Regions from separate parts of the Homo sapiens genome. Here region 2 is linked to region 1. A link is a loop called in an ENCODE intact Hi-C map of the cell type or tissue named here. Cell type or tissue: PC-3. All regions are shown on one strand. Each heading gives the region's core, and the rest is flanking DNA. Links, peaks and the distances in the headings are about the cores only. Region 1 overlaps SMURF2 (SMAD specific E3 ubiquitin protein ligase 2). Region 2 overlaps SMURF2 (SMAD specific E3 ubiquitin protein ligase 2).

What was found. A loop is a pair of places that touch in the nucleus more often than their neighbours do. Peaks named below come from ENCODE experiments on the same cell type or tissue, not always from the same donor. Only the 100,000 strongest peaks of a DNase experiment are listed, where the experiment ranks them.
Region 2: it touches region 1 in a loop (1.8-fold over the local background); 4 of 110 quality-filtered maps call a loop at or near these places.

Annotation. Positions count from the first base shown.
Region 1 is chr17:64,537,954-64,543,336 of GRCh38, reverse strand. It overlaps SMURF2 (SMAD specific E3 ubiquitin protein ligase 2), which reads left to right. Exons shown (of 19, transcript NM_022739.4): 19 at 1-1,055. Among named protein-coding and RNA genes, the nearest start is that of CEP95, 34 kb to the right of the region's middle. In PC-3, for the core only: no CTCF peak of the experiment used is centred there; a DNase peak (open chromatin) is centred at 2,756; H3K27ac peaks cover 825 bases.
Region 2 is chr17:64,599,774-64,605,156 of GRCh38, reverse strand. All of the region lies in intron 2 of SMURF2 (SMAD specific E3 ubiquitin protein ligase 2), which reads left to right. Among named protein-coding and RNA genes, the nearest start is that of SMURF2, 60 kb to the left of the region's middle. RefSeq lists a silencer at 2,548-2,597. In PC-3, for the core only: CTCF peaks have their summits at 2,372 and 2,571 (motif pointing right); no DNase peak of the experiment used is centred there.

The DNA.
Region 1 (5,383 bases), core at 1-5,000:
CACCACTGCACTCCAGCCTGGGCGACAAGAGTGAGACTCCGTCCCCGCCCAAAAAAAAAAAAAAAAGAAATTACTCTCCATAACAGTCTATGTTATCACCAACATATATAAAAACATGATTTAGATTTCCATTTCAAAGTTACATTACCCGATTACTTCCAAATAGGTGCTAAGCAAAAACCCCCAATGTATTATTGAACCATGGACTTGCACCTCATGTTTAATGTGAATATTTATTTCCATGTCCCTCTTAACTGGTTTTTTCTTGTCTTCCCTCTAGCTGTATTGTTATTTCAGATATGTGATATCTGTTTTCATACTCTTGCCTTTCCATCATGAATGCTTAGTTATGAACAGAGATTCCTTTGTAGAGCTCATAGGCAGTACAGAGAGGTAAGTCTTGCCTCAGAGGGCCTTGTATCTTGGTGTAGTTTTTAAATAGTGCATAGTGTATAGTGTATAGTGTACATTTTGTTTTGCACATAGTTTGTTGCCCCGAATGGGTTTTTTACCAAGCCTTTTTTTCTTTCATGTATTTACAGTCCGGAGCACAAGATTCTCTTCTTTCAAATACAATGTAATTCGCTTTACTTTACAACACTAAATCTGGGCTTTGAATTTCCAGTGCATTGGACTGATTGGATTGTTGGGAGTTAGAGGCTGTTCCAACCATCCTTAGTTTGGGAGAGTGGCTCCTTCTGCTTGTTTTCTAAGCGTACAGTCAACGGGTGCCATTTGTGGTATTTAACATGTTAGGATGATTGTTCCAAATGCTGAGTTGTTTTATTTCTAGATGTAATTAGTTCACTTTATGTAATATTCTTCTCTCAGACTGACTTTAAAAACAAAGTTTTATCATTTTCATTGTATTTGTATTTATTACAGAGTGTTTTAGCTTTGATATTCTTTGTATTTTCATTCATTTGTTACATGAGCTTTATCAGTAACATCTGTATAAATGGTTTTTAAAAATTAACTATGTATGTGCCCATGCCGAAGTCGAGCAATAAAATCAATGCTGTTTGCACTGTCACAGCATCAACGTTTTTAAAGAATATTGAGTTTGTAATGAATCGTTTTGAAAACATTTATGGTTGGCTCTATGGAGGGTGACAACATGAGTCACAAAATGAAAAGTTCAAGAACACATGCCATCCTGAGTTGATGCCTCTGTCATGTTGCAGAGCTCAGCTTTCTGTCTCCTCGCAGAGCAGGGAAGGTGCCCGTTTTCTCCGGCCGTGGTGACTGCTCAGTTGGTAGTACCTGTTGGGGGTACCGCATAGGTGGATTTCTGAGGGGGGTCAGGGGCTAGTGGGGAAGAGCATCTTGGTCCTGTCACCAGTCTGCAACCATCTTTGCTATAATACATCTCCGCTCTGTAGGGCAGGCCTATGACAGGGGCTCATATTTGCCAGCCCTACCTTGGTATGTCGAGCAGTAAAATTCTCAAAATGAAAAGGAGAAATCAATTGTATTTTTTCTAGAAGCTGTGGATTTTAAGGTTTATAATTCACTACTGTATTAATGATAGTGGACTAAAGTCCAGCTAACTCTATGGATAGAAAAGGAATGAATATGGTCTGTGTAAGTCTACACAGCATAGGGTACAACAGAAGGGAACACCTGGGAAATGTGTAAGTAGTAGCAGTGTATTAAAGTTCAAAGGGTGAGCATGCTTTTGTTTATATGCTTTAATATTCTTTTGAATATTTTTGTTTTGCTTTGTCCCTCATTGCTGTGTTTACTGGTTTTATCTAAAATTTATAAAGTTTTAGTACATTAAAGATTTTTGGCCGGGTGCAGTGGCTCGCGCCTGTAATCCCAGCACTCTGGGAGGCTGAGATGGGCGGATCACGAGGTCAGGAGTTCAAGACTAGCCTGGCCAACATGGTGAAACCCCGTCTCTTTACTAAAAATACAAAAATTAGCCAGGTGTGGTAGTGGACGCCTGTAATCCCAGCTACTTGGGAGGCTGAGGCAGGAGAATCAGTTGAACCCAGGAGGCAGAGGTTGCAGTGAGCCAAAATCACGCCACTGCATTCCGACCTGGACAACAGAGCAAGACTCTGTCTCAGGAAAAGAAAAAAAAAAAATTAGGCCAGGTGCTGTGGCTTGCGCTTGTAATCCCAGCACTTTGGGAAGCCAAAGCAGGTGAATCTCTTGAGCCTAGCTTGAGACCAGCCTAGGCAACATGGCGAAACCCCATCTCTACAAACAATATGAAAACTAGCTGGGCGCAGTGGCACGTGGCTGATAGTCCCAGCTACTGGAGGTGGGGCTGAGATGGGGGGATTGTTTGAGCCCTGGGAGGCCGAGGCTGCAGTGAGCCATGATTGAGCCACTGTACTCCAACCTGGGCAACAGACTGAGACCTTCCTTGTCTCAAAAACAATTTTTTGTTTTTTAGTATTATAATAGTCTACAAATTATCCAAGTTTGATTTGACTAATGATCAGAAGTTTAACCTGAAGTTTGTCCCTTCATTGTAATGAAGGTTAACCATGTTACCCACTGCATTGATTTGTACTTCATATACCAAATGCTTACTATATATATATATATATATATATATATATACACACAATAAGATATATGCAACAGAACAAGAGCCTAGTAACAGGATAAAGGAGGTAATCACGCAGGAGAAGTGTTACTTTACATTCCTATGTTAACATTCGTAGCAAACTAGACAGACCAGATTTTAAATTTTACTTAAAAGGTATCTGCCCTAAATGTGACTTGTCTGCTGCTCATTCAACAAATATTTACTATGCTCCTGCTACATGCCAGGCTCTGTACTAGCTGATAGCCATATAGCTTTGCATGGTGGTTAGAAAGTGAACTTCCAAAGTCATGCTTCTAGTCTGTGTCTCACTGTGGGCCAAGTTCAAACTTAAGTGCTCAAAGCTCAATTTATGTACAGCAAAGTCAGTCATGATGGGAGCACATGAGTAAATACCCACCTCAGCAAGGCCCTGAATCCCAGACTTGAATGTGTGTTTGTGGTCTCACTGTGTTGTCCAGGCTGGAGTGCAGTAGCTATTTCACAGGCGCAGTCATGGTGCACTGTAGCCTGAAACTCCTGGGCTCACGTTGATCCTATGCCAGCCTCCCAAGTGGCTGGGACTACAGGTGAGCACCACCACGCTGTGGTGCAGTCTGTGGGATTGGCAAGGGAACCTAAGATGTTTCTCCTCCCCACTTAAGTATTCTTAATGCTTTTTTTTTTGGTAGGAGTCTTGCTCCATTGCCCAGGCTAGAGTGCAGTGGTACAATCTCAGCTCACTGCAACCTCCACCTCCCAGGTTCAAGCGATTCTCATGCCTCAGCCTCCCAAGTAGCTGGGATTACAGGGTATGCGCCACCATGCCCGGCTAATTTTTATATTTTTAGTAGAGATGGGGTTTCACTAATGTTGGCCAGGCAGGGCTTTTCATTAATTTTAAATATTGTCTGGTTAGTCCCTTATGATAGATGAGGCATTTAGTTCTAATACCAAGCACCTCACTCTGTAACACCCCCCACAGGACTTTCCAAATGCATGACTGTGATGAATCTTTCCTGGGCTGCTCCACGCTGACTGGCTTGATGCACACAATCCACAGCACTTGAATCGCACTGTCCTCTGCTTGCTAAGCTAGTCTGGTGAAGTGATCTTTATTTGCTTTTGATTTTTCAAAAATATGTTGTCTCCTATTTTCTGACCTTTGCTGAGCAATCCTATTCCTTCCCTGACCAATTCTCTCATAAATTCTTTCTCTTGTTGTTTATTCCTGGTTACTTTTTAGCTTGGTAAAGAGCACCAGTTCCCACCAATCACCAGAACTAGCAACTTCAGTCTTCCTAAAATATTTTACATTTAAAAAAAAATCATAATAAAAGCATCGTTAGGCTTGTGTTAACAGATCTAATGGTATTATATAATCTACCACTCAAGAGTCACATCTGCCATGCTTCCGGATCTTTTCTGTATCATATTTATATTGCATCATATGTATAATACCCACTCATACCATGTTTTTTTCTATAAAACTGCGTATTTTGTAGTCTAAAACTTTTTTACTCAGTATTTTATGGCTATCTAGATCTACTTTATCTTCTGCTTAACATTTTTTAGAACTTATGTTCCAGCTCTTGCGTATCTAGCCTCATCTTGTGCATTTCCTGTCCTTTCCATTCACCTGTGCTTGCTGAATTGTCACAACACATCACAGGGGTCTGTATGTCATTTACTGTGCTCCAGACACACCCAGTCCATCAAGCCTTTCCCCGCTGGAAGCTCCCGCCTGCCTGGTGGCCCACCCTTCTGCCAGTTTCCATTCCAAGAGCTCAGCACTTGGAACCACAGCAGTTGATCCAGATGTCTTCTCTCTAGGTCAGTTTTCACTGCTTCAGGCCTCCTGGCCTCTCATCATACATACACTCATCCGCACAGCACTCTCTATGCTCTAATGGAAGCCTCTCTCTGCCACTCCCTGGCTTCCAAGTCCCCATATCCTCAACTGCTCTGAAGCTTCCTCTAGCTTAAAAGAAGTGTAGCCTTCCCTTTTCATTGATGACGCCGCCCCCAAGTGGGTTTTTTTTCCTCGTATTCCTCCATACCAGATATGAGGCTGGTGCACTCTTGCCCACTTGAAACCCATCATCATGCCTCCTTCCCACCTCAAGTCACTAATGCGTCTTTGAATGACAGCCTGGCTTTCCACCCTTTATCTATCTATCTCTTCTCACTGCTATCTATCTATCTATCTATCTTCTGCCAACCAACAGAAACCATAATGCATTTTTTATTATTTTTTTGAGAAAGAGTCTCACTTTTGTTGCCCAGGCTGGAGTGCAGTGGTGCAATCTCAGCTCACTGCAACCTCCACCTCCCAAGTTCAAGCGATTCTCATGCCTCAGCTGAGTGCCACCATGCCTAGCTAATTTTTGTATTTTTAGTACAGACAGGGTTTCACCATCTCTGTACTAAACCAGGGAAACCAGGTTTGGCCAAGCTGGTTTCGAACTCCTGACCTCAAGTGATCCACCCGCCTCAGCCTCCCAAAGTGCTGGGATTATAGGCATGAGCCTCTGCACCCAACTGCCGTAATGCATAGTCTCTCATCGTCCAGCCATGTTATGAAGTCTACACATACATGGTATTGTCAAGGTTCTCCGAGGCCCACCTCTGATAACCACCCACCTTTCTTCTCTCATGAATCAGAAATAATATAGTATTTTTTTGTCCTCAAGTGCTAATTCTTAATTAATTATTTTTGTTGACTTAAAGCAACAAACTTCAGGAGCTGGCTGCTCACACAAGGCTTGTTACTTGCTTTAGCACAAATACGACTAATGATTATTTTCCCCTTTTCAGGTGTCAGGTCATAAATTCAAAAGC
Region 2 (5,383 bases), core at 72-5,071, 62 kb before region 1:
GTTGCCTCCAATCACTGTTATCTGTCTCAGGCTGCTGCTCACTTCCTACCTCATCCCTGTTGCTACTAACTGAGGTGTACTTTTTTTTTTTTAACCTTTGATAAGGTTGATCTAAGGTAGGATTTATACTAGTGGGCTTGCAAAGTGGCAAATAGGGTTGGACAAGGAGAAAAGGGAGGGAAGTAAGGGGAGCACTTTTCCTTTTTTTTTTTTTAGACGGAGTCTCACTCTGTTGCCCAGGCTGGAGTGCAGTGGTGTGATCTCGGCTCACTGCAAACTCCACCTCTCGGGTTCAAGCGATTCTCCTGCCTCAGCCTCCTGAGTAGCTGGGATTACAGGTGCACGCCAACACGCCTGCCTAATTTTTGTATTTTTAGTAGAGACGGAGTTTCACCATGTTGGTCAGGCTGGTCTCGAATGCCTGACCTCGTGATCCTCCTGCCTTGGCCTCCCACAGTGCTGGGATTATAGACATGAACCATCGCGCCCGGCTGAGAGGAGCACTCTTACAGCTGCTTCTGCACTCTCCAAGACATCTGCTCTGGTTTTGAAGATAAAATCTTCAGTTTTGTCTCCCAGCTTTCCTTTTCAAATTTCCTTCCTCTCGAGTCCCAAGACACAGCTTCTCTAATAAAATATCCAGATATTCTTACCTCATTTTTCCTAGGATATCTAGAGGAATCATATATTAATGTTTTATAAACCTTTGAGAGCTGATTGTTAACCCTTATATGATCTTTGTCCTTAAATTGTAAGTGAAAGAAAGAAGGAAATCTTTTCCCTTTTTCATGGGTGTAGGCAGTAAAAATTGATAAAAATTCTAAGAGTGTGAACTTGCTTTAGGGATAAGATTAGGGGAAACAGTGTGATTATCTTTAAAACTTAGAATGGGAGACTCTTGATGGCCTGGAAAGAGAAACAGGAATGGTAATCCTTAGGGCTTCAGAGGGGAGTTAGCCAGGAATGGAAGTTACCTCCCAGGTTCACACTGGCCAAGGTCGCAGGTCCATTCTGTGGTAGATTTACATGTATACTTATACAGATTTTTGACCTGTTAAGGGTTGCCCACATTAATTTCAGAGACAGTAATTCCTAAATTCTTCAATTAAATATAAATGAATGTGTGTTTATTGATCAGTGCAGTTATTAATAGTAAAATATAGTTAAGTTTTTGCTTGCGATTCAGTTAAAATTGTATTGAATGAGAAAAGCAAATTTTAATACAAAGTACGACTATAGGGTGATGAAATAGATATATATTTTTCATCGCAGGAAAAAATACACTGCCATGTGTTGTCTTTTGAAGAGTAATTTGTATGTGAGGTAATACTGTTTATTGGGCGCTATCCTTGTTGAGAAAAGTTTTTTTAACTCATGTTTTTGAACTGTTTTCAAGCTTATTGGCTTTTAAAAATAAGTCACTTCCCCTTTCCCCCAGAATTTTAGCAGGAAAAATTTCAAACATAAAGCAACAGATAAAATAATTTTATAGTAAAGACCCACCATCTAGATTCTACCATTAACTTTATCACATATTTACCCATTTATTCATTATGTTTTTTTTTTTTTTTTTCCCCCGACGGAGTCTTGCTCTGTCCCCCGGCTAGAGTGCAGTGGCGTGATCTCGGCTCACTGCAACCTCTGCCTCCCGTGTTCAAGCAATTCTCCTGCCTCAGCCTCCCGAGTAGCTGGGATTACAGGCATGTGCCACCACACCCAGCTAATTTTTGTATTTTTAGTAGAGACGGGGTTTCACCATGTTGGCCAGGCTGGTCTCGAACTCCTGACCTCATGTGATCCGCCTGCCTCGGCCTCTCAAAGTGCTAGGATTACAGGCATGAGCCACTGTGCCCTGCCTTCATTATCTGTTTTATGTGTATTTTTTATATGAAAAGGAATGTTTTCATTTAGATTTGTTCTTCTGCAACATTTTAAAAAAGATTTCTGTGTAAGGTAATAAGGTGTTTTATAGGGGGCCAAATTGAAGTCATTTAAAACCAAGATGGGTTGGCTAAATGTTGTGTATGTTTTTTTTTTTTCTTGGCCCAATTGAAAATGAAGCTGTTTTCTTTGGAAGGTAGCACACTTTTGAGTTGAAAATGTTATTTTATTATTATTTGCAGCTTTTCAAGTGCATTTGTGTAGTAAGGAGGTTTTTGAGCTTTAGCTATTTTACATGTCTCAGAAATGATGGGGGAGAATTGAGACAAAAAAAAATTTTTTTTTTCCCTTGAGACAAAGTCTGTCTCTGACACCCGGGCTGGAGTGCAGTGGCGCGATCTCGACTCACTGCAACCTCCGCCTCCCAGGTTCAAGCAATTCTGCTTCTGCCTCCTGAGTAGCTGGGACTACAGGCATGTGCCACCACACCCGGCTAATTTTTTGTATTTTTAGTAGAGATGTGGTTGCACCGTGTTAGCCAGGATGGTCTTGAACTCGTGACCTCGTGATCCACCCACTTCGGCCTCCCAAAGTGCTGGGATTACAGGCGTGAGCCACTGTGCCTGGCTGAGAAATTTTTTAAAATGCAGAAAGTTCTCTAGCCACTTTGTGTTTACCACTAGATGTCTCACTAACTTCAGAAAACCTGATAGTTTTTGACCACATGGGAGTAACTTGGCTCTCAAGTTAAATTTTTGGAGAATAATATAATCAGGTTAAGTTGAAACCTATGTATTTTTTTATTAAGGTATTGAACTGGTGTTTTTGTTTACTGTGTTATTTAACAGAAAGGGAACATAAAAGGCTGTGACTTTCCTACTTAATTAAGGATCTGGAAGCCACATTTTGTATGGAAAAAATTGTTTTTCTTTTATTATTTTATTTTTTTATTTCAATAAGTTTTGGGGGAACAGATGGTGTTTGATTACATGAATAAGTACTTTAGTGGTGATTTCTGAGATTCTGGTGGACCCATCACCCAAGCAGTGTACACTGTACCCAGTGTATAGTCTTTTATCCCCTGTTACCCCCACCCTTTCCCCCAGTCCCCATAGTCCAGTATATCATTCTTACGCCTTTGCATCCTCATAGCTTAGCTCCCACATGTGACTGAGAACATACGATGTTAGGTTTTCCATTCTTGAGTTACTTCACTTAGAATAATAGTCTCCAATTTTATCCAGGTTGCTGTGATTATTTCTTTTTAATGGCTGAGTAGTATTCCATGGTGTATGTATGTATATGTGGTGTGTGTGTGTGTATATGTAGGTGTGTATATATATATATACACACACATATAATTATATATAAATATATACATATATAATTATATAATATAAACATATATATACACACACACATATACACACACACACACACCACATTTCTTTACCCACTCGTTGATTGATAGGTGTTTGGGCTGCTTCAGTATTTTTGCAATTGTGAGTTGTGCTGCTACAAACCTGCGTGTGCAAGTATCTTTTTCGTATAATGACTTCTTTCCCTCTGGGTTAATACCTAGTAGTGGGATTGCTAGATCAAACAGTAGATCTACTTTTAGTTCTTTAAGGAATCTCCACACTGTTTTCCGTAGTGGTTGTACTAGTTTACATTACTACCAGCCGTGTAAAAGTGTTCCCTTTTCACTGCATCCATGCCAACATCTGTTATTTTTAAATTTTTTGATTATGGCCATTCTTGCAGGAGTGAGGTGGCATCGCATTATAGTTCTGATTTGCATTTCCCTGATACTTAGTGATGCTGAGCATTTTTCATTATGCTTATTGGCCTATCTTGTTGATATATCTTTTTTTGAGAATTGTCTATTGATGTCCTTAACCCACTTTTTGATGGGATTGTTTGATTTTTTCTTGCTGATTTGTTTGAGTACTTTATAGATTCTGGATATTAGTCCTTTGTCAGCTGTTGTTTTTCTTAATCCTTAATCTTTTTTTCCACTGAGATAGGGTCTTGCTCTGTCAACCAGGTTGGAGTGCAGTGGCATGATCATGGCTCACTGCAGCCTCGGCCTCCCAGGCTCAAGCAATCCTCCCATTTTAGCCTCCTGAGTAGCTGAGACTACAGACGTATGCCACCATGCTTGGCTAACTTTTAAATTATTTTGTGGGGGATGGGGGGTGGTCTTACTATGTTGCCCAGGCTGGTTTCAAACTCCTGGGCTCAAGTGATCCTTTCGCCTCAGCCTCCCAAAGTGCTGAAATTACAGGTGTGAGCTACTGTGTCTGGCCAGTCCTTAATTCTTTTTCATTTTATTTTTTTAAAAAAGCAAGAAACCAGAGAGACTTAATTCTTCAACTAGTTTAATAACACCCAAAGGGAAAGTTTAGAAATGTGATTTTTTTGTTTTTGCTCATAAATACACATTTATATGTTTATTTATTTAAATAGTAGAGTGAAAATAACAAGATAGAGTGAATTCTTCCCAGGAGGAAATCTTCATTTATTGAGGGTGGAGGTAAAAACATTCTTCCATTGAACACATTTATAAATGGTTAGGTGTTACTGAAATACTATGCATAGCACTCAGCTTCAAGAACAATATAGTCAAATAGATTTAATACCCTAACTTACCAAGTTTCTTTGAAACTTAACGCCTAAATTTTGGTCCTCCTTTATTATTTGGAAGCGATAGATCACAGAATCATAGAATTGGGGAACTGATAGGTGATTTGTCTGTCCTTGAAACTTGGCAAATTAGTATCTTAAAAAAATTAGCATTGATACCAACATGCAAAATTTCTCCAGTCACCAACACTTAACGCTGTTTTGTTCTAGTATTTTCAGCTGTCCACAGGAAATCTACTCTATCCCAATGTCTAACACATGAAGTGACATTTTTGTCTCTCTAACATTTTTAGTTCCACCTTTTAAATTTTTGTCAAAAGAATCATTTTCATTATTGCTTTGGGCTGAAAACTGTATTGTCATCTTTGATACAAGTTTCTTATTAATTTGTATTAGATCTTTCAGAATAGCTCTCTTGTCATTTCCTTTCCCTTTCCACATGACTTCCCTCATTCAGGGTCTTTTCATCCTACTGTTGGATAATTACAACAGCTTCATATATGGTCTGCCTCTAGTCTTTCTTTCTCCTAGTGGGCCCTGAATACCACTGATAGAAAAATATGACTGTAGTTACAGCCATGCTCAAGAACCTGAAATGGCTCCCTGTTATCTACCTCAATCAGTCCAAGCCCTGTTGCCCGACTTTTAAGCCTCTCTTACTGGGTCAGTCATATTTCCAATAGTATTTACTTTTACACCTTAGCACAAGCTCTTTGGTTAGACTCTTCAAAGTCTTTTAAATATTGTATTGTCATACCCTCCTTGGTGCTCTTCCTTTTGCTAGGAAAGTCCTCCTTCTCCTGTATGCCCTTTAAAGCAGCAGCCCCCAACCTTCGGCACAGGGACCGGTTTCATG